Linked DNA regions of Mus musculus: regions 2 and 3 are each linked to region 1. The links are chromatin loops, found by intact Hi-C in ENCODE. Cell type or tissue: heart. All regions are shown on one strand.

Region 1 (8,000 bases):
AAAACCGTGTAACGAGGTGTGACGGCGAACATTTAGAATCCCAGCACTGGGGAGGTGGAGGCAGGAGAATTGCCAAGTCTAAGGTCAGCCTGGGCTGGGTAACAAGATCCTGTCTCAGAAAACCAACAGCTAATGGAAGTAACTTAGTGTTAAAATGTTTGCCTCGTAAGTGCTAGGCCCTGGGTTGGTTCCCAGCAACACACAGACTTTAACCAAAATGTCCCACCACCTAAAAGCATGTATTTATCCCCACCTCCTAAGCGGCCCCAGAACCAGAACCTGATGAAGGAATTAGGGTGGAGGTGGTAAGAGGTGCCACTGCACTTCCTCTTGTCTCTCTGGCAGGTGGTCCCCCAAATCTCCCCGAGCTTTGCAGTCCAGGGCTAAGGTAGAGCCTCTGGGAGCTAAAGCTTAAGATCTCAGCACTGATTGTATGCTCTGCTCAGACACCTAGAAGAAACGAACTCGGTGACCGCGCACACAGACAGACACATCTGAGTTACTGAGCAAGTTGCAAGGAACTGGAAGAAAATAGTTGCTTACAGGCTGAGAGGCAACAGTGCTCAGAGTCCTAAAAGCCAAAGAAAGGTCTTAGGGGCTATGCTGGTGGCCCAGATCTCACCTCACCCCAGAGTCCCTCCCACTGAGTCGGCAGCCTCCGCTAGGAAAGACATCCTCCACAAATCGCCTGACGTCACTGCTCCATCAGGGTGAGCTTGCACTTGATGTATTAAGTTGTGGTCATTTGGAATGAGCACGAGGAGGGAACTTCCAGTAGTCTCACAATACTATGAAGAAGGGCTGACACTTTTCTGTGAAACAGGCTAGGTTTTATCTGGTCTCCCTGGAACCCAGCTCACTGCCCACCAGGAGGCAATAGCATGCGAGCCCCTCTGCAGCCACATCTGTCAGGAGACAAGAAAGGGAAGCTCTGCCCTTGTCATAATGTTTAATCACATAAATTAATTTATCTAATCACATAAATTATTTTTTTTATTCATCAGAAATAAACTTTTAAAGGAATGAACTTGTGTGAAGGTTTCATGGCAATGGCGGGGGGTGGGAGTGGGGGTGAGGTGCAAAAAAGACAGAAGAGGGCATCTTGCTTATGGAGGAGAAATTCTGCCCTGAGCCAAACATCTATCTCCACAATAACCAAGGATGTGTGTGTGTGTGTGTGTGTGTGTGTGTGTGTGTGTGTACATGTATGGGTGGGAGACGGGGGTAAGACCAGCCCCAGGGTGCCACCCAATTCCACTCTACTTCACTGACCCAGAAAAATAGGCTGAGTAGGAAAATGTGGTCTCCTCCTTCCTCTGAAACAAATGGGCTTCTTGAACAGGTCAGCCCTTGCAGGGACCTTGCATGTCCCTCGAAGACTAAACACCTGAGCACAAAAGAGTGTCTATGAGGCACTGGACTTGTGGAGACCCACCACAGGAAGATTGATTAGGTTCATTTGTGACAGCTGAGGCCGAAAATGTCACCTCCAGCCTGTCTTCCTGTTGGAGGGGGTGGATCCTTGGCCAGAAGTCCTTGTTTTTAGGGCAGCCAGACTTAGAAAAATATGAAGCATTCCTAATCTGCAAGATGGGGGTGTCAAAGAATCACCATAGCAACCAAAAATGACCTTGGGATGAACACCAGTGACTGGGGGATACTCCTGAACTCACACACTCTGAGCCAGTTGGTAATAAAGCTTGCATATCTCTGACTCAATAGGAATGACAAAAATTAGGCTAGGACTGAAGACTGCTAAAACAAAAGTGAGATGCCTGAGGGGCAGACCAGGGAATAGGGTAAAAGGCTATGGTTGAGCCTCCTTAGTGCCAGTCCTGTGCCGCCAGACACATCCCTCAGTGCTCAGCAGCCCTAAAAAAGGCATATGGCCGTTCTTCAAAGGGACAGCCTAAGACTCAAGGGGGCAGGAAGTAGCTGAGCAAGGTTGGCTGCTGCCTATCAAAACTCACACCCTCTGTACACAAAAATCGTATCAGGTCAAAAGGCCACCAGTAACCTTGCCTGCAAGCCCTGGCACCTGCTGTGCCCAGGACACTGGAGCCCAACTCACATTCCCAGAGATGGTCACAATTCAGGGAAGACAAACCCTAGACTCAGAGAAATGGGAATAATAGGGTACTGCTCTGAAGGTGGGCAAGGCTTCCTAGAGGGTGTGGTCTGCCCGATTCCTATGCACTGGAGTTTCACAGCAGTGAAGGAGAGACACTTCAAGCTGTAGGGTTGTAAAGGCAACAGCCTGGGTTTAATGAGACAATGACTTAGAACAAGGAGCAATTCAGTGAGTCCGGGGCTTGGAGTGACAGGAGGGGAAGAAGTCAAGAATATACATCATGTTGGGGTCCCAGAATTCTCCAGGATGGGGATCCAGTAGCGGGAGGGAACTGCCATCAGACAGGCTGGCACAGGAACGCAGATGTGAGGTGGCTACTGACCCGTTACCCCTGTTTATTCCTCATAGCAAGACACACAGGTAGATATAAAGTACAGTGGTTTGAATATACTTGGCCCAGGGAGTGGCACGATTAGGAGGTGTGGCCTTGTTGGAAGAAGTATGTCACTGTAGGGTGGACAGTGAGACCCTCCTCCTAGCCACGTGGGAGCCAGTCTTCTCCTGTTTGCCTTCAGAACAAGAGGTGGAATTCCAGCTCCTCCAGCCCCACATCTGTCTGGATGCTGCCATGTTCCCACCTTGATGATACTGGACTGAACCTCTGAACCTGTAAGCCAGCCCCAATTAAATGTTTCCTTTATAAGAGTTGCCTTGGTCATAATGTGTGTTCACAGCAGTAAAGCCCTAAGACATAAGGCCAAAGCACAGAGAGGTAGAGAACTACTCCAAGTTCACTCACCCAATAGAGCTGGGATTTCCCAGTTACTCCGTTAAGATCCACTAATAAAGGACAAAGAGATTCAGGTTGTTTCTTCTAAAGCTCATGGTTTGCTTATTTACCGACTTTTAAAACACTTAATTCTTTGAGAATTTCATACAGTACTTATATATGGAAGGGGAAAGGCACGTGTGTGTGGAGGTCAGAGGACAAACTCTGATGCTGGCCCTTGCCTTCCTCTTGTTTGAGGCCAGGTCTCGTTCTCTGCTGCATACACAAGGCTGGCTGGTCCATGCAGAGCTCATGGTTTCACAGTCAGCCTGCTGAGATCCTCAATGAAAACCTGACGGGCAGGATGGAAATCAAACAGGCTGAGGTGGGGAGAGGACCGTGGGGCAATACATACATGAGGCAGAGCCTGGCTCATACTAGAGGCTCCTGAGCAATGAGGGATGTGGGGGTTGGGAGAGAGGAAAGACCACAGGACCATTCCATTCCATATATGTTTGTGGCAGGAAGGGGGCATCCAGAGGTCACTGACTAAGAACCTTCCTCTCTGCTGCTCAGCCAGTGATGTCTTCCAAATGATGCTCCCAGAATCCTACTTTGCCCCCCCTTTTTTTGACCATGACATCTTTAAAAAGTTGTGTGTGTGTGTGTATGAGAGAGAGAGAGAGAGAGAGAGAGAGAGAGAGAGAGAGAGAGAGAGAGAATGAATATGTTTAAACACACCACAGAGGCCAGAGAGCACAGGATTCCTTGGAACTGTAATTGCAGGTAGTTGGTGGTTGAGTGCTGCCTTACAAGAGTGCTTACAGGAAACAAATCTGGGTCCTCTGGAACACCTGTGTGCCATGGTAACTATGTGTCTGAGAGACATTCCCCTGGGCATTGTCATTTAAACATCTTTGCCCTGAACACAACAGAATTGCTTGCGCCATTTCCCCCAGAGTAAGAAAGCCTCTGGCATTGTGTTCCAGGGTGGACTGGGGCAAGGACAGGATGGTCTGTCCAGGGGCATTACCTAAGAAGGTCAGTACAAGGCCCAAACCCTTGGGACCATATTTAGAATTCCCCTTCAATTCTGGCTTCAGGAATTCTACAGCTTGGAAAAGGAAGTTTGGTTCTCCTCTGCTCCGAACTGTGCTGCAGAAATGCTCCAGGTTTCATCAGAAGGCTGATCCTCTTCCATAGGCGTGTGGGGCTTGGGTGACCCAAGGTGTAAAGAGATCCAGAGCAAAGCTGGTGGCTCTGTGCTCCCAGCACTCTGATGTTATAGGGATCGTTAGAGAAGCAGGAAGGAAGACGGAGGGCTGTCGTTACTTCAGCACCCGGGTCTGTAGAAAACATTACTTTCCTCCAAGACCTTAGGCTCTGGAGAAGTCAGTCCCACTTCCACTTGCTAGAAGGACCCAGAGTTTCAGAGAGGGACAGGAACTCAAGCTGCCCAGGAGATGGCTGGAGCTGCCCATCAAAGGCAGCCAGGGAAGCAATTGGCCAAGGTCGAGCTTTTAGCAGCAGTGGAGGATGTTTGGAGCTGTGGGGAGGGGGAGGAGAGAAAAATCATAAAAGGCTAAAACTGTAAAGTGTAGAAACGGAGATTGACAGTGCTAAAATGTAGAGTGTGGAGCTTCATCCCAAAGGGGAGAAGAGAGACGCGCAGGGGATCTCGCACCAGTGCAACTTTGCCCCACGATCTTCAGACATGCAGGCTTGACTTGTCAGGACAGCCCTGCCCCATGTCTTAGAAGGTAGCCATGTTTGCAGCCAGCAGCACAGTTGGCCAGCACCAGGCTGTTCCACAGGGGGCAGTGTGGTTCCATGGGACATTAGTAGAGTGTCCCTGTCTCTCTGGAGGGAAAAAAGTTTCTAGGAAAAATTTAAGAAGCAAAGTGTAGGTGAATATCTTTGTGTGTCTCTGGAACTTCTTGAGGGCTTGAAGACATCTGTGTGTGTCCAATATCTCCAGAGACCGTGGAATCCATGCTATCACACCAGTATTTTTATCCTTGGGGATTTTTTGGTTGGTGTTGTTTTAATTATTGTATGATCTAGGGACAAATGCTTTTGCAACCACACCTTGAATTCATCAGAGTCCTACTCTAAAATATCACTAGAATTATTACCTGCCTATGTTTCATCTTTGAGATAGCCTCTTCTAGGCCACAGGCAGGGGTCACATCGTGTTGCATGTAACCTCACCAGCTTCCAAAGCTATGAAATGGCTTAGACAGGATGGATTTAGTTTGTTGGTGACCAGTGTTTGAGGGCCCTCTGGTTTGAACTTTGAACACGCAACATAAGACTGTGCGTAAACAGTTACTGCCCACCACAGCTGTCTTGTCTTCCTTATTCACCTATACAGCCCCACCCTAGCTGTCCAAAACAGCTCCTCCAAAGAGTGCTTTGCTAGGAGTCCCTTCCGAACACAGCTTCGAAGAAACACAATTTGATCCTTAATATACTGGCACCTCTTTGTCAACTCTCACCACTGACAAAGCTGGAAGCTAGGGTCTATTAATGTTCCTATGGCTGTAACTAAACACTATGACCAACAGCAAATTAGGGAGCAAAGAGTTCTTTCCCTTTCACTTCTGGATCACAGTTCATCATCAAGAAGTCAGGGCAGAAACTCAGGAAAGGAATCTAGAGTCAGGAGCTGAAGCAGAGGCCATGGAGGAGAGCTGCTACTGGCTTGCTCCCCGTGGCTTGTTCGGCCTGCTTTCTTATAGTGTTCTGGATTACTAGCTTAGGATGGCAGTGCCCACAGTGAGCTAAGCCCTCCTCCATCAATTATATATCAAGAAATGCCCTATAAGTCTTCCCTATGGACCAATCATATGAAAGTATTTTCTCACTTAAGATTCTTTCTTCCCAGTGAGCCTAGCTTGTGTCAAGCTGACATAAAAAAATAGCCAGTACAGGATCCAACCCAAAGAAAGTTGTTACTGAAATAGAGAAAAGACTTCTGATGGTGTGACCTGGTCCCTAGAAGACGGTGCTCATGGCCTGGACCCACAAAGGGCCGTCTAGAAGAAAAACGGGGAGACAGAGAGAAAGGTTTCTTTAATAAACCGTGCAGGCACCTGGGCCATAGGCACTTGCAGTTCAACACCTCAGGCTTTCTTCCTTCAATGTCTGGAGACAAAGGAAGGAAGCAAAAAGAACACGTAAGAGCTTTGGGCTTCAGAGAAGTGACTTTGAGCAAGTTGCTTTCAAGACCGCTAGGAATCCATGATGAAGAGTTCTACTTAACTCCCCAGTTCCTTTCAAAATGGAGCAGTGCTAACTGGGGAGTTGACTGGAAGCTACAGGTGCTCTGGGTCAAGGAAGGTCTCGTTCCTCCTACTGGTGGGTGTTTGGCTGTGGACTTTACGTACACCCTGGTTCTTCTGAGGGGAGAAGAAATATCTGCTGGCGGTGTTGGACTCTCTCCCACAGCAGTGATGAATGGAAGTTCCAGCTTTAGCCTCAGGATTGAGTCTATCCCGAAGATGGCAGAGGGAAAACAGTCAGGACTCCAAATCTGTAGTGACCTCATTAACCAGCTTGTCTAACAACTGTGGGTAAAAAGACACACCTCTTGCTCCAAAGGGAGTGTTACAGTATGACTAGGTAATCCGTGTCTAACATGATCAAGTCTCTCCAGGAAAAGTCACAACAGGAAGTGAGAGGTACCTTATTCTGAACCACGCGTGAGCAACCATGGCCCAGGAACACAGATCCAGGCCACCCTGAATGTCATGTTCCACTGTGCAAGTAGTAGTCACAAAATGAAGGTGGTTGTAAGTCATTTGACTAAGATACCGCCACCAGGAAGGAGTGTTTGCCTCAAGCTATGCTATCGACAGGTGCAATAATTATCCCTGTAATGAGATACTGTACTTTTCCTTCCCAGAATTCCAAGCTACCACCACCACTACCTCTCACATTCCAATGTGGTAGCTTACCAGGCCAAAGTCATGCAGCTTTCCAAGTCTGAATCATTTAGAAAACTGTAACTTCTCTTCTTCTTTAAAAAAAAAAAAATCCTTTTCTAACAATGTTTTCCTTCATAGCTTGGGTTTCCCCAATACTTGGGGCTTTCTTACTCTTTCTTCCAAGCTCCCTTCCCACTGTGGGTTGTTTGTTTCCTGTCTTAGTAAGTGTTCTATTGGTGTGAAAACAGGCCATGAGCGTGGTGATGGTTTGAATGGAAATGGCCCCCATAGGCTCCTAAGGAGGGAGTGGGACTATTAGGAGGTGTGGTCTTGTTGGAATAGGTGTGGCTTGTGGAGTGTGCTAAATGTTGCCCTTTATAAGAGATGCCATAATCATGGTGTCTCTTTACAGCAATAGAAACCCTAAGATATCATGGGAATGTACCTTTCTTATAAAAGAAAGCACTTCACTAGAGCTTGCTTACAGTTTCGGAGGTTTATGTGGTCCTAGTGGAAGCATGGAGACATGAGAGCAGACATGGTACTAGGAAAGTTGAGAGTTCTACATCTGGATTCATTCATAGGCAGCAGGAAGAAAGGGACACTAGATTTGGCTTGAGCTCTTGAAGTCCCACACTTCCTCCAACAAGGCCACACCTTCTAATCCCTCTCAAGCAATGCCAATCTCTAGTGACCAAGCATTCAAATCTATGAGCCCGTGGAGGCCATTCCTATGTCACTTCTTATATGTCCAACCTCCCTGCCAGCTTACATGGCATGGCTTCTCCGCTCTATCCTCCTTCTCTGTCAGCTGCTGAGGTTCACAGCAGCCTGCCCTGGCGGGTGTCTTTTAGACTCCAGTACAATTGTCCTTAAAGTTGGGTTCGTTCTGAAATTCTTTCATTAATGAGATCAAGAACCACAAGAAGGGACCCCAATTTCCTCAGTATCAGTTTTACCTAATAGTCACAGAAGTGTTAGGTCAGATACAGTGGTTAGTAGACAATGGCTATTCTGAAAAGTAGAGACAACTCAAGATATAACTTAGTTCCTGATCTGCAACATACTGCTCTCCAATCAGGAAGTCTGCAAGACCTCTCACACGGGTGGGGCTTCTCGGGGAACTCCAGTCTCACCTCCATTCTTCCAGGCTACTCAAGTCCATTCCTGCAATATTTAAGCCAGCCCACAATGGTTTCTATCTCAGAGACTAGCCAGCCATATAGGGAAA
Region 2 (8,000 bases), 57 kb after region 1:
ATACAACACTGGAGTTATTTCCTTCAGACTAGAAACCTGTACCCTCCACAGGTTCCTGCACACATGGCTGGAGCGCTGGCATGGGTGGTTAGATGTCAGACTTCCTCAGGACCATCTATGCCATTTGGAAACATTCTTAAGATGACGGCTCTGCTTCCATCTGCATTCGTGTTCTTGTGGCTGAAGAGCCACCGGCAAGTGTCACTGGTTTTCTAGAGACTGGTGAACTCACTGAACCAGAGCGTGGCTAGAACCACACATCTTTTTCCATCACCACTGATGATCAGATAAGGGGCTTAGCTCTGGGGACCCTAGGGAGAGAGGTGGGGTAGCTGCAAGAGAAACCACACTGGAACCCTACAGAGGAGAGGAGCTGTAATCTAAGGATGCATTTCACAGCTTTCCTGTTAATAGGTTGGGGGTTTTTTTGGTTTTAGTGGGTTTTTTAAAATTTTTTATTTATTTTATTTTATTTTTTTAGTGGACCCTTGCTGTCTCACAAGGAGTCACAACTACAAAACTTACCCTCAAGGTTGTGAAAGGAAATAAAACTTGAGACCTGTGATTCATGTAATGTATGTCAAATAGCCCAAAGAGTTGTTTGTGAGCTTTGAAACCTGGAGCTGAGAACATAGCAGAACAGACCAGGACATGCCCGGGCAGGCCCATCGCCTCCCTATCTCCTACCCCTCTGACCTAAGTTAAATGTTACAGGCTGCTGATATTTAAATGGACCAATCATGTGAAACCGTGCCAATTCCTCCCCCAGCCCCACTCCTTTTCTATAAAAACCCCTAGCTTCCAAGCCTCGTGGTCGAATCCACTGTCTCCTGTGTGAGATACGTTTAGACCCAGAGCTCCACCATTAAAATACCTAGTGTTGTTACATCAAGGTGTTGTGTTCTATTCGTGATTCTTGGGTGTACGCCGAATCGGGAGTTGAGTGGGGGTTTCCCCACTAGGTTCTTTCAGTTGCATCAAGGATTCTCCAGAGATCCAGCCATGGCTTTACCAAAGCCGTTGGGAGCACTATCAAGAGACCTAGCTCAGAGATGATTGATGTTGGCCCCTGGTGCCAGTTCAAGGCAAGATAAGACATGTACTTTAAGGTTTGTCATCCCACCCTGCGCCACCTGGAGCCCACAGGAAGGGTGGCAGTGGGAGCAGCTCACACAAAGGCATAGGAACATAGGAGGAGGCTCTGACCACACCAACCCTGACTGCCGGTACACAATCCCTCCCTCCACCCCCAAGAATTATCTCAGCTGTTTTTATTGTAAGGACAAGCTCAGACACACACCCTCCCTGCTTCCAGATGTGTTCGTACATTCGTTCATCTTCCTTTTCCTGTCACTAGCCTTCTTTTCCAAGCAAAGCCCCCACTGTACCTTCATCTCATCTGCTCTGTTCCCGAACCCCTCACACTCTCCATACCCTCTTTCCTCTTTCCCCAGGGCCACTGTCTCCACTGGGGGTGCCTCCTAGACCATTTACACAGGAGGCTGCTCCTCCCACCCCCGTGGTGGGTTGGTCTGATGCTGCTTGTATTCGAATGCTAAATTCTGTTTCCCACATTGTTCCAAGATGAGCAGATCCTCACATATATATACCAGCTTTTGTGGTAAAAATCTTGTCCCCCAACTTTTCTGTGATTGGTTAATAAAGATGCCTACAGCATGTAGCCTGACAGAAGAGAGGTAGGCAGGTAGATGGACTGTGACTACATGGCCATGAGGAATGGAATTGGAGTAGGAATGGCTCAGGTAGAACGTGGCAAGTGATATCTTGTGGCTATTGACAGGGGAGTAGACAAAATAGCATAGAGGACTAATATCTGCCCAGCTCTAGTGTTTTAAGGCTTATTATAAATATAAAGGTTTTTGTGTCTTTTATTTGGGAACTAAATAATCTAAGGTAGGATAGAAACCCTCAATATTAATATTAATATTTGCTACAACACACCTCCCCCATCACCTTTCATTGCCAGGTGTCTCAAGCCTGAGGGTTGTAGGCTGGCTAACTCATTGATTGACAGCTATAAAAACCACCTTCACCTTCCCACTTCCTCCTACCCCTTACTCTACCTTTGAACCACAGCACAAAAGATTCCTTACTGCTGAGTCCTGGGCTCTGGCCAGCCCTGGAGCTTTGACCCTCCAGCCCACAGGTTGCTCACCTGCCTTTTCCCTTGGGTTCCCACGCCCAGCATGACATTAAACACCCAGGTGTTCTCTAAATTCTGAGCTTGACAGTACCACAGTGCCCTGGAGCTGTGGGATCCGGGGTCCTGTAAAAGCCTCCAATTCCCTTATGAGGTGGTAATAATACTAAGACCAAGTAGTAGATGTCAGTGTGTACATTAATACTCCCTACCAGGCTTTCCCTGTTAAATGACTAATAGGCAGGAGGCATGTACATCACGGATACATTAGACAAAAGGATACATCACATCCCAGGTAGGATAGAGCAGGATGGAGCAAGATTGCTTCAAACTATGTATTGATTTAGTTCTTGAATGTTCTACTTATTCAATCCCAGTTAACCACAAACCAGTAAAATTACAGATTAGGGGGAACCTGCTTCATTTGGTAGTTGTATTATTAATTATCATATTATTAATTAATCTGACTACTTCATTTGGTAGTCAGATTATTAATTGGATATGACTTCACCTTTTAACATCCTTTCCCTTAGCAAACCCCCAACTCAATGCCTAATATGCAAAAGGTACAATTTAAAGGGCTTTAGAAGGCTTAATTATCTTAACCCTCAGGACAATTGTATGGCGCTTTCTTACGTCACGGAAGAGTAAGACCCAGAAAGGCGACGTGATTGCCCACAGTCAAGGTGACTGAATTCTTGTCCTTGGTACTTGCTCTACAGCTGCTAAGCCAAGCCTAATTACAAAGGTGGGAGCTGGCTCACACCCACGAGTGTGCTCTGAGGAAACACTCAACACTGCCCACACTGACGTCACTCAGGCCCAACCATGGCTTTTGTTGTTGTTGTTATTCAGCTTTTTATTTCTGTATACATTCAGTAGAAAAACACAGACTAGTATATCTACCTTTTGCTACTTTGTGGATTCTTTTCTTACCCCCTCCCACTAGATGAGAGAGAGAGAGAGAGGGGGAGAGAGAGAGAGAGAGAGAGAGAGAGAGAGAGAGAGAGAGAGAGAGAGAGAGAGAGAGAGAGAGAAAGAACCTGAATCTAATTTCTTTCCTTTTGTTTATTCTTTGAGCACAACTACTGACAAGCCACAACTAACTCTCCTAAACTACCACCAACCCCACCTCTCAGGGCCCTAGCATTTATATAGCCTCTGGAAAGTTCCCAGAATTCCAAATGTCACATAATTGTAGAAACTATCTGCAGATGGCAAAACCATGCCTCTGCTAGAGCCCGAGGCAAATCATAGTCAGCTGCTGTGGACAGTCTGAAGCAGCCCCATATCCCACACCTGGGATTAAAATGAAAGCACATTGGTGTAGTATTTCTGTGTTTTTAAAAGAACCTCAAATTCCCACTACAATCTAACAATATTATGTAGTGAGATCTGATGATAAAAGCAAAATGGAGGGCCAGAGGATCACACTGCTACCCATCCTTGCCGTGGCTGACAATACCTGCACACAGTAGGAGCTTGGCAGTCCTCTGAGGAGGAGCATGGGCTCTATCTTCTCTCTGTGGTCATCCAGTCATTCCCTCCACAGATGCCAGGTGGGGACCCAAAGGCTCACTAGAGGGCACTGTTCAGTAGGGCTGTCCCAGACATTTGCTTCTGTGCAAGGAGAGATGTGGAGGACAATGCTTAGGTCATTGGGAGGATCTAAGGATACAGTAGGATCAGAAAAGCTGCTCTCAGCTTAGCAAAGAGAATGTTAAAACAGGAAGGAAGCACAACACAGTAGACAGGATCTTGTCAGGTTTCTGTTTCTTTAAGTAAGCACTAAACAGGCCCCTGTCCTAGTGCACACAGGTGGCTCCAGCAGACAGCTGAAGCCCTGGGGGACTTGCACGGGTAGATTTCAGGTTCTTAACCATCTGGCTCCTCCCTGCCTCCCAACACCCACCCTACTGGTATTTCTTCTCTTTCCCCAGAGTCTCCCATGGAAAGCTGAGACCAAGGTCTGGTGGAGAAACATCTGCTTCAGGCTAGCAGCTGTACTCTGGAGCGTCTTCTTCAGAATGTCAACATATAATTTACAAAAGTTAAAAACAGGACTGTCAGCCAGGCGGTGGTAGTGCACTCCTTTAATCCCAGCACTCAGGAGGCAGAGGCAGGGGCATCTCTGTCAATTTGTGGCCAGCTTGGTGTACAGATTGAGTTCCAGGATAGCCAAGGATACGCAGAGAAACCCAGCCTTGAAAACAAAAACCTTAAGCCAAACAAACAAACAAAAAATCAGTACTGTAATACCAACATAGAATATATGCATAGGCTTTTAACTCATTAATGAAGAAACCATTCAGATGACCTAATGATGATTCCAAGTCCTTTGGAGAAACTGTTTGCATTTAAAAGAAAAAAAAAAAGACAAGGTTGGGAGGGTGGTTCTAAACATAGTTACGTTCCTTTAGGGTCATTAAACCATATATAATCTTTAGATAGTCCTTTAATCTGGCTAAAAACCAGCAAATTAACATGCAACTTCCTACTGTGGAGGGGAGGGGTTTAACAGAAAAGTAATGAGACAAGTGATGTGGAGATGTTTCCTGGAGAGCACTGAAGACTTTTTTTTCGAGACAGGGTTTCTCTGGATAGCCCTGGCTGTCCTGGAACTCACTCTGTAGACCAGGCTGGCCTCGAACTCAGAAATTCACCTGCCTCTGCCTCCCAAGTGCTGGGATTAATGAAGACCCTTCTTGAGGTGCTACGGAGACCATAGTGGGACAAAGTGCCTGTCAACCAGAGTTCAGAACCCAGACCCACACGAAAGCAGGACCTAATCTTCCAAGTGTCTGCAGTCAGTCCCAGCACTCCTCTATTCAGAGAGGGGAGGCAGCGACAGGAAGACCTCCAGATATTTGCTGGTGAGCCGGGCTTACACAATGAGGAGACCCCACCTAAATTAGGTGGAGAGGGAAGAATCAATGCAAAACGTCCTCTGACTTCCACATGAACTATACAGCATGTGAAAACCCTTCCCTCTCACACATATCAAACATACATACATACATACACACACACACACACACACACACCTTCTGAGAGGTCCTATTCAGCAAAGCCCTGTGTGACGTTGAAAAGATTTCCTGTACTCTTTTTGGTCTATCCCTAAATTCTTAGTATATTTTTCTCAATAATAGCAAATATCTTTCTATCTGAGATTGCCAGGATATTCAATAGCTTTTTGTCAGGTTCAACCTATTGGAATAAAAAAAAAAAAACCTTGAAGGAGCCTTGGGGGAGGGGCATGACTTTAATCCCAGCACTTGGAAACTAAAGGCAGTTGGCTCTCTGAGTTCCAGGCCAGCCTGGTTTACAGAGAGCTCTAAGACAACCAGGACTACACAAGTCCTGTTGTCAAAACAAAACACCCCTTGAATGTATAAACTCTCTGCCACGATGAATTCTGTGTCTCCACATTCTTCAGTTCCTGCCCAGGCGAAGAAGTATTTCTTAGCGTGAACCAGGCATTTTTAAAAGATTAATTTAAAAATTTCAGGTGAGATATTTTGGTTAGATCTTTCCCCCTCCCTTAATTCCTCTCAGATTCTCCTTATCTCCCTACCTGTGCACAACCTTATATTCATATGCATTCTCATTCATTCATTCTCTCTCTCTCTCTCTCTCTCTCTCTCTCTCCCTCCCTCCCTCCCTCCCTCCCCGCCCCCACCCCCCACTTTTTTTCTTTTCTTTTTTTTTTTTGTAATTAAAATTTATCTGTTTGGAGAGAGAAAAATTGTGGCTCTGAGCAGAGGAGGACAGCAGCGTGAAAGCATTAGGCCTGGTGGTGATGGTGGTGATGGTCGGGTCTCAGGACCCGAGTGGACTTAGTCCCGCCCCTAACCAAGAAGCTATTCGCAGTTGACACCTGATGGGGAGAAGAATGATCAGTTTCCTGCAAAGCTAGAAGTGTCACTGGGCCGATCAACCACACCACACTCCAGCACAGTCCCCATGCCCGAGAGTAGTAGACCAACACAAAATGAACCCCATCTTTGTGTGTGTGTGTGTGTTTTGTTTTGTGTTCGCTTTTCTTTGGTCTGATTTTCTTTTCTTTCTTTCTTTCTTTTTTTCTTTTTTTTTTTTTTTTTAGTTTGTTTTGATTTTATTTTTTGCTTTGTTATTGCTCTTCCTGATTTTCTTTTTCCCTTTTTTTTTGAGAGAGAAAGAACATTTAGTCAGGCGGGTGTGGAGGTGGAGAGGATCTGGGAGGGACTGGGGGAAGAGAAAGAATATGATCAAAATAAATTGTACAAAGAGTTTTAATAAAATAGCATCTTATGCTTTGCAGCTGGAGAGAGGCGTGTCTCAGAGCAGCCTTTACTGAGGGCTTGTCTGTGGCAGACATTGCCGAGTCTTGTGTATATTAAATCATGTCTTCCCCACAGCTCTACACAGTGAATGAGATATGGGGTGGGGCGTGGCTTAGTTGGCAAAGCACTTGCTAAGCGAGCATGAGTTTGATCCCAGAGTCCATTTAAAAAGCCAGGCAAGGTAGAGCACACCTGTAATCCTGGCACCAGGGGGCAGAGACAGGAGGATCCCCGTGGCTTGCTGCTGGCCAACTAGCCTTACTAAATCGGGGATCCTCAGGCCAGTGAAAGACCCTGTCTCAAAAAACAAACAAACAAACAAACAAGATGAAGAGCTTTTGAGGAATGACCCCAAGTTGACCTCTGACCTTTATGGAGGCTGCACGCAGACACACATGGAAAGAGAAGAGGAGAAAAGAGCCCAAAAGTCCAATGACTTGTGAAAAACCACACACCCAGCAACTTGTAGAAAAGAGATTTGGGCCTGGCACACTCCTCCTAACCACAGCAATATTTGTGATCTGGACTATTAATCATTTGTAAGTTCCAGAGTAGCTCTGTCCAGGCTGGAGACAGCAAGGAGACCTTCCCAGAGGAGATGGAAGGCAAACCGCATAGGTTGTCCCATTAGGGGAAGAAGGTGGGTCTGTCTCCTCTCTGCTGTAGTTACTGTACACCACATATTCCTACCCCATGGACCTGAGAGCTTCCAGGGCCCAGTTCAGGAGCTTTCCAAAAGGACCACGTGTTCATTGTAGTGGGGTCAGGGTACAGGCACAGCCTTAGCCATGTCTCTGCCTTTGTTGAAGCAGTGACGAGCTTTTTTCATTGGTTTTGGACTTTCCCCACCCTGCACCAACCTAGCAGTATCAGGGAAGCAGGCTCCAGGACCTCATGTGCACCATCAAAACTGCTCCTACCGCTGCCCTTTAGGAAGGGTTCTGTCTGCTGCTTGGACAGGGCAGTGGGGCAGCACTTGAATACTTTATTACACAGACAACACCCTGCACCTGGTTCAGCACGGAAGCCCCTGGGGCACGCACAATCCTGGAACCAAGCAGTGGGCATGGACAAACATAGGGTTGTCCTTCCCTTTCACCCTTTCACCTTCTCAGAGTAGCAGCTTCACTGCAGATGGTCCCAGAACTTTCCACAGAGTTCTAGTGTCCTTACGGCTGATGGCCTCAGGGAGCTGCCCCAGGAAGGCTAGTGAAATAATAGGTCCAGTCCAGAGACCCTGGGCATGCGCTCTAGAACAAGAAAGGGAAATTGGGAGCATGGCTTTGATTGCAAAACTTGTGGTATTTTTGTGTGGGTGGAGAAGCAATTTTATGAGGTGCCCCCAACCCTGCAAGATTAGAGGATTTCTTGGCAGCTCTGGCCTGGGAAGATGTAGCCCACCTCCCATAGACCCTCAACCCACAAGGATTTCCTGTATCCTTGGGAAGGTCATGTCAGGCAGATAAGAGAAGGTCTCTGAGCTCCTGCAAGCTTTGTAAGAAGTGTTGACCAAGCAG
Region 3 (8,000 bases), 210 kb after region 1:
ACCCCATTCACATTTAACTTTAGCAACCTCTAAATTCTCTGCTCGGAAATACTGCTATGGCTTGACTCTTCCCCTGCTCTATCGGACTTCCTGTGCCTGTGTGAGACAGCTCAGAGAATGTGGCCACCTAGGTAGTGAGTGAGTATGTGTGGCTTAACAGTTTCAAAACAGAAAAGAATAAGATTCTGGGGCTGGGAACATGGCTCAGCAGTAAATGCTCCCTGAGCAAGAGTGAGGACCCAAGTTCAAATCCCCAGGAGCCCACATAAATGCCAAGTGGTTCTCTGGAGGCAGACAAGGGATCATACTGACTGGCTCTGAGTGTGACCGAGGGACCTAACTCAGGAAGCTGGATGAGCAATGCAGGGTGTTCCTAACATCAACCCTGGGCCTCCACATGCATATGCACACATAAGCTCACACACGCGTGCAAAAAAGCCCATACAAGCACATACATACCATACACATGGGGAAAGGATTAATAATAATAATAATAAGAAGAAGAAGAAGAAGAAGATCTTTTTTATCTTTTCCACAGTAAACATTTTCTAGTTAATGTAAAATATAAGTGTATTTAGTGTGCCTGATATAATATTGAAAGCAGATCCCATTCTTACAGGACTTTTGGGCATATAATAGTCTTGGGGGTCAGGCTTTATTAAGCCAGATATCCAAGGAGACGATGGGACTCCATTGCTGCGTGGTAATTGGATGAGCTGAGCCTCAGAACCTTCCAGAGTCTGTTCATATCTAAGTACTTTAACTCAGAAATATTATTCAAGGGGATGAGCTTTTACATGACGGGTAAAATGCACCTTGCCAGTGTGATCAGCTGTTATGGTAGGGTTCCCCTGGGGTTGATGGAGTTGGGGGCACATACATGCACACACACACACACAGACACACACAGAGGCCAGGCACCTGAGCCACTGCCTGGCAGTGTCCCCTAGCAGTGATGGGTCTACTGATTCTAGCTGGAAGGTCGACACCAACAAGCACTAAAAGTGGACCCCGATGGCAGGCCCTTTGTCCTTTAAGGATGTCTTTTTCTCCCTGTGATGATTTCCCTCTTAGGCTTGGGAACAGGAAGGACAGAGTAAATAGCCTTCCCCAGGTCCTTCATGGTTTGTCTTTGATGCGGTTCTCAGGCTTGGACTGTTGCTGTCCCTGTCACCCCAGCTGCGCTCTCTTCTCCCCACCTAAATCCCCTCACGGTGGCCATTGGGCTCCCTTTACCCCCACCCAGCAGGCTGACTATAGCTGTGAAGGATGGAAAGAGAAGCCAGCCTGTTTATGTCTGGATCTAGGCTTCCTCATCTGGTCTCACCGGCTGACTGCAGGCAGTGACTTCATCCCTCAGCGGACAGTGGAGGCCTTGGTAGGGCCACTGGAATTTTCCTGTTTTGCACTGGCAGGTGACTTGGGGAAGGCAGTTTAACAGGTGCAGTCCCTGTCTATTGTGGATGTTAGTGACCAGGATATCAAGAGACTGGAGAGCAGGTTTGCCCCTCCTCCTGCTGGATCTCCCTGCCTCTAATAACCCCTTCATTGCCAAGCTTGGTTTTCATAAGGATGGGCTGTCACCCACCCAGCACTTTCCTGATCCCAGGGAACTGTGTATTTTTTATGTCCTTAGCCATGCTAAGGAGAAGTAGGTCAGATCTCAGACTTATCCCTGCATGATAAATGAGGAATCAACTCAAGGTAAACTGCCAAGGCCGGTGCTCTATGGCAGGTGAGTGGATGAGCCAGGCTTGGCTCCTCTGGAAGCTGCTACCCCCGGGGAGGCTGCAGGGAATCACTCATTCTCATTAAGTCGCCTCAGAGTAGGCAGTGAGTGCATTGTGAGGGGGGAGGAGGGGATGTGTGGGAGGCAGTTTCCATGACTCAGAAAGTCCGGGGATCTTAAAATGCTGACATCACATGAAGTCATTAAGTAGAGAAGAATCATTTCACTGATGTCAAGATCCTTCTGATTCATCTATTCATGCATTAATTAATTCAGTAAGTGTATAAATGCATTGAGTACCACTCCCTGTTCAATCAATACAAGTCTGTATGCCAAAGTCAGTGCAAACCTGGGTTGGAGAGATGGTTCAAACATTAAAGCACTTACTGCACTTTCAAAGGGACTGCATTCAGCTCCCAGCACCCACATAAGACGGCTTATCCAGTGCCAGGGGAATCTGACACCTTTTGACCTCTGCAAAGGTCTGTGTGTGCATGGTGTACTCAGAACTCACCCAGGTATGCGCATACATTTTTTAAAATTAATTTTTTAAAAAATCAATGTAGGGGCTGGTGAGATGGCTCAGTGGGTAAGAGCACCCGACTGCTCTTCTGAAGGTCCGGAGTTCAAATCCCAGCAACCACATGGTGGCTCACAACCATCTGTAACGAGATCTGACGCCCTCTTCTGGAGTGTCTGAAGACAGCTACAGTGTACTTATAATAAATAAATAAATAAATAAATAAATCTTAAAAAAAAAAAAGAACAGTGGAATTTAAAAAAAAAATCAATGTAACCAAACACCAAAATTCACTAAATTATCAACTTGATCAATTGTTGAACAATTAACTTACTGGGGACATTTTTAAACCAAATTTTTAAACCAAATTGTTGAACAATTAACTTACTGGGGACATTTTTAAACCAAATTTACCTCTTTCAGTTATAACAACTTAAATGCTAGAATTAAATTAAATTACTAGCTAGAATGTTGGCTAAGCAAAAATACTTAAGCATTCTTTTTCTACATGAAATACTACATTTTTGATCATTCCAAGCCCTTATCTAAAATTGTTTTTACTGCTTCTGAATTCTTTTTTTTTTTTTTTTTTTTTTTTTTTTTTTTCAATTTTCGAGACAGGGTTTCTCTGGGTAGCACTGGCTGTCCTGGAACTCACTCTGTAGACCAGGCTGGCCTCGAACTCAGAAGTCCGCCTGCCTCTGCCTCCCAAGTGCTGGGATTAAAGGCGTGCGCCACCATGCCCAGCTGTGAATGGTTTTTAATTATTTCATTATTTAGTTTATTGCTTTATTTACTTATCTGTTTATTTGGGGCTCATGTCACTGCAGAAGTGCAGAGGTCAGAAATCTAACCCCCAGTCCTCTGCAAAGACAGCAAATGCTCTTAAGTGTTAAGCCATTTCTTCAGCCCTCTTCATTTTAAAGGTCTTAAGGCATCTTCCAATAATTATTAGATGGTGTTTCTGGGTTTTTTTTTTTTATCATCATAATAAGTCTACAGGGTTACTTATAACATCACCATTTTACAGTCTAACCGAGGCATTAAGTACTTTGCACAAATACTCCAGCTGAATCCGATTTCCAGGCTGTCCAGCTTCAAGCTCACACAAATCTTTCTACCTCTACCACAATCTAAGTGCCCTCTGTGATCTATTACAAGGGCAGGACATTTGTATCTCAAAGTATAGCGAGAGAATTGAGTGAATGGTACAAATGGAAGCCTCTGGCAATGGCCCAGCCTCTGAGGCAGGAGCTTTTCTGTAGTAAATGTGGAAGTTGATGAAGTGTATGTGTGTGGGTGGTATATATGCACGCCCTTGGAGCCCCTGGAGCTGGTGTTACAGTTAGGAACCTGCTGACTTGGGTGCATAGAACCAAAATCTACAAAAGCCACGCTTTTAATCACCAAGCCATCCCTCAGCTGACTACTTTCTCAAGCTCATTCATTCCTTGGAGATCTGCTGCAGCAAAGAGTGAGAACACGCATGGGGAGGGCCTACCCAGTTTAGGAGAAGATGGACGAGAGAGAATGAGAGAGAGGTGGGTCACAAGTTACTCAAGCTTCCTGTGGCTGTCCATATTGACCTTGGTTTCAGAGGACCGTGAGGCACAGCCTGGAACACCGAGGGCACTGCGCCACCTGCTGTTCGCAGTCTGTACTCATCTGATTCTTGTCTTGCCCACATGTCTGGCAACCTCAGTGAGTTAAGCCTTTTTTTTTTTTTTTTTTTTTTTCCTTTCTTTTTTTTTTTTTTTTTTTTTTAAGTTAAGATTGGGAAGAGTGGGGGCTGGAGAGATGGCTCAGCAGTTAAGAGCACCCGACTGTTCTTCCAGAGGTCATGAGTTCAAACCCCAGCAACCACATGGTGGCTCACAACCATCTGCAGTGAGATCTGATGCCCTCTTCTGGTGTGTCTGAAGACAGCTACAGTGTACTTAGATATAATAAAAAAAAAAAAAAAAAAAAGATTGAGAAGGGCGATTCCTTGGTAGAAGTAAAAAGACTTGAGTAACTTTTATAACCATTTGTGAGGCATATGACCTTTGGGCAAGGCCTTTAGCGTTGTCATCCTTGTCTCCTCCTCCCCCTCCCCCTCTCCTCCTTCTCCCCCTTCTCTTCTCCTCCTCCTCTTCCACCTCCTCCTCCCCTCCCTGTCCCCTTCTTCCTCCTCCTCCTCCCCTTCCTCCTCCTCCTCCTCTTCTTCCTCCAAGACTGTATAGCCCTGGCTGTCCTGGAACTCACTCTGTAGACTAGGCTGGACTCAGACTCCCAGAGATCTGCCTGCCTCTGCCTCCCAAGTATTGTGATTAAAGGTGTGCACCGTCACTGCCCGGCCTGGCTTTTAGCTTCTTAGAGTAGTTTCTGTGTGTAAAATAAAAACCACAGGAATATTGTTTCACCCTAACATTTAGATGAAATGAATGCTCAGTTTCTCGTTATTTTACTTTATTTTGAGACAGGGTCTCATGTAGCCCAAATTTGTCTCAAATTTGCTTTGTAACTGAGTATGACCTTGAACTTTTGACCCTCCTACTTCCACCCTGCCCTGAATGAAGGGAAGAAAGGGGTAGGCTTTCTGAACAGAGCATTGATATAACTGACACCAAGAACAACAATTAACAAATGGGACCTCATGAAGCTAAAAAGTGTCTGTAAGGCAAAGGACACCATCTTTCAGACAAAGCGGCAGCCTACAGACTGGGAAAAGTTCATTCTTGGCTTTTAACCTGTGGAGCCGTCTCACCAGTCCCTGATTTTATTTGATTTGATTTGATTTTTGATTTTTTTATGGAAGAAAGACTCCCTAATTAAAATTGTTTCTACCATCTGCATCCATCTGAGAGTTTCCAAGATTCTGGTTCACAAATTTCAAATCACTCCTTTCAGGCAAATGAGCAATTTAAAACCAAGAAAACTGGAGTGGTCTTTTCTCAGCCCAGTTCTACTGGGAGCCGATACACAGAGCAAAGCTAAGAGGCTTGGCTCCCTCCAAGAAGACATGAACACCACAGCAGATTCTGTTTGCCTGGAGATCTTTTCCGGTGTGGATGGCAGTCATCAGACGGTAGCTCGCACACTGCCAGTCTCATCCTTCTGGACCATTAGCTTATGCTGCTGCTTTAGAAATTCAGCAGTGAGGCTGGTGAGATGGCTCAGTGGGTAAGAGCACCCGACTGCTCTTCCGAAGGTCCGGAGTTCAAATCCCAGCAACCACATGGTGATTCACAATCATCTGTAACGAAATCTGACTCGGTCTTCTGGAGTGTCTGAAGACAGCGACAGTGTACTTACATATAATAGATAAATAAATAAAATCTTTTTTAAAAAAAGTAGTTCAGCAGTACAAACTGTCTATCTGTGACTTCCAACAGTACAAGTAATAAATTCAGTACAACCCACTTGACTGGGTATTTCAACCCTGTGGTGATGGGGGATAAGGGAGCCTGGTACCAGGACTTCTCTTCTTACTGCTAGATGTTTTCCCATTAAAATGTAGCTTCTGAAATTTTTCTCTCATTTGTGGAAATAAAAATAGCATTTAAGGGCTGGTGAGATGGCTCAGTGGGTAAGAGCACCCGATTGCTCTTCCGAAGATCCAGAGTTCAAATCCCAGCAACCATATGGTGGCTCACAACCATCTATAACGAGATCTGACGCCCTCTTCTGGTGTGTCTGAAGACAGCTACAGTGTACTTACATGTAATAAATAAATCTTTTAAAAAATAGCATTTAAAAAAGATAGCATCTGGGACTGGTAGAGGTGGCTCAGCAGTTAAGAGCACTTGTTGCTCTTGTAGAGGGCTGGAATTCAGTTCCCAGCATCCATATAAGGTGGCTCACAGCTACCTGTAACTCTAGTTTCTACCCTCTGCTGGCACACAGGTGGGTACATACTCAAGAAGATACACAGGCATTCACATAAATAAAAGCAAATCTTTTAAAAGATAGCATTTAACTTTACTAAATTAATAAAATTTTATTAAAATCCACACATTGCTGGGGGATTTCCATGACCTCGCACATACCCAGTGGCATGATTCGTGAAACCCTTTTGGAAAGCAACAGACATATGCTTGCAAGAAAGCTCAATATTTGCCATTCCTTTGAGGTAATAGAACTATTTTTTGAGACCTTATCTAACAAAGTGTTGCATTTGAAAGTCTGCCCATATGAGACATGGTGGTACATGACTTTAATCCTAGCACTTGGGAAGCAGAGGCAGGTGGGTCTCTGTGAGTTCAAGGCCAGCCTGGTCTACATAGTGAATTTCAGGACAGCTAGGGATATGTAAAGAGAACCTGTCTCAAAAACAACAACAAAGCCGGGCGTGGTGGCGCACGCCTTTAATCCCAGCACTCGGGAGGCAGAGGCAGGTGGATTTCTGAGTTCGAGGTCAGCCTGGTCTACAAAGTGAGTTCCAGGACAGCCAGGGCTATAGAGAAACCCTGTCTCGAAAAAAAAAAAAAAAAAAAAAAAAAAAAAAAAAAAAAAACCAACAACAACAACAACAAAATAACAGCAGCAATCTGGAGAGATAGTTCAGTGGTTAAGAGCACTGACTGCTCTTCAGAGGTCCTGAGTTCAAATCCCAGCAACCACATGGTGGCTCACAACCATCTGTAATGGAATCCGATGCCCTCTTCTGGTGTGTCTGAAGACAGCAACAGTGTACTCACATAAAATACATAATTTTTAAATAAATAAATAAATAAATAAATAACTGCAACTGTCCCTTGGGTAATAATCCCCATAGCACCAAGATACAACAGTAGAAAACATAAATCCTGATCTGAAGGGACCATGACTAAAGTATCTCTCTGGACTACTATACAGACACTAAAATGATAATCACGGGAACAGGGAAGATGGTCCAGATGGTAAGGAGCTTGCTAGGTGAGCAGGAGGTGCTCTCCCCAGCAATCCCATAATAGCTGGGTGTGGTTATGTGTGTATGTAACCCTGGCATTGGATGAGAGCAGAGGCAGGAGGATCTCTGGGCCTAACACACTCAGTGAGATCTGGGGGGCAGAGACCCCATCTTAGAAGATAAAGTGAATGATTCAGGAAGACATCCAACATTGACTCGTGGCCTCCACATGCAACATGCACACGTGTACATTCATGTGCACATGTGCTCACACACATGCACAGTGACAAACATGGAAATGCTTGCTATCATGCTAAGTAGAGAAAAGACAGAATGCATTATATGTCCATTTTTGTCGCGGTCCCCTTGTTGTCCATGCTCATGGATAATAGCTAGGCTAAAATGGGCAAATGCATGAACAGTTATGTTCAAAAACTGGGATTCTGGGTGATTTGGGGGGAAAGATTTATTTATTTTTATGTATATGAGTACTCTGTAGCTGTCTTCAGACACACCAGAAAAAAAGCATTGGATCTCAATCCAGATGGTTGTGAGCCACCATGTGGTTTCTGGGAATTGCACTCAGGACCTCTGGAAGAGCAGCTAGTGCTCTTAGCCTCTGAGCCATCTCTTCAGCTCCAATGGGTGTGTACTGGCTAGTTTTGTGTCAACTTGACACAGCTGGAGTTATCACAGAGAAAGGAGCTTCAGTTGAGGAAATGCCTCCATGAGATCCAGCTGTAAAGCATTTTCTCAATTAGTGATCAAGGGGGAAAGGCCCCTTGTGGGTGGGACCATCCCTGGGATGGCAGTCTTGGGTTCTGTAAGAGAGCAGGCTGAGCAAGCCAGGGGAAGCAAGCAAGCCAGTAAAGAACAGCCCT

What was found. Peaks named below come from ENCODE experiments on the same cell type or tissue, not always from the same donor. Only the 100,000 strongest peaks of a DNase experiment are listed, where the experiment ranks them.
Region 2: it touches region 1 in a loop (3-fold over the local background); 5 of 42 quality-filtered maps call a loop at or near these places.
Region 3: a loop joins it to region 1, with 7 times the contacts of the local background. A loop is called at or near these places in 11 of 42 quality-filtered maps.

What each region holds. Positions count from the first base shown.
Region 1 is chr9:67,210,112-67,218,111 of GRCm38, reverse strand. Tln2 (talin 2) reads left to right here. Exons shown (of 58, transcript NM_001081242.2): 58 at 1-1,027. Among named protein-coding and RNA genes, the nearest start is that of Mir190a, 23 kb to the left of the region's middle. In heart, a CTCF peak has its summit at 4,650; a DNase peak (open chromatin) is centred at 4,641; H3K27ac peaks cover 3,201 bases.
Region 2 is chr9:67,152,807-67,160,806 of GRCm38, reverse strand. Gm19299 (predicted gene, 19299) reads right to left here. Exons shown (of 3, transcript NR_045748.1): 2 at 3,627-3,781. It overlaps Gm40529 (a long non-coding RNA gene), which reads left to right. Exons shown (of 3, transcript XR_870878.2): 3 at 4,102-4,422. Among named protein-coding and RNA genes, the nearest start is that of Gm40529, 21 kb to the left of the region's middle. In heart, a CTCF peak has its summit at 3,736 (motif pointing right); no DNase peak of the experiment used is centred here; H3K27ac peaks cover 2,806 bases.
Region 3 is chr9:66,997,200-67,005,199 of GRCm38, reverse strand. No RefSeq gene overlaps it. Among named protein-coding and RNA genes, the nearest start is that of Gm30639, 12 kb to the left of the region's middle. In heart, CTCF peaks have their summits at 2,431 (motif pointing left) and 3,896 (motif pointing left); a DNase peak (open chromatin) is centred at 3,879; H3K27ac peaks cover 798 bases.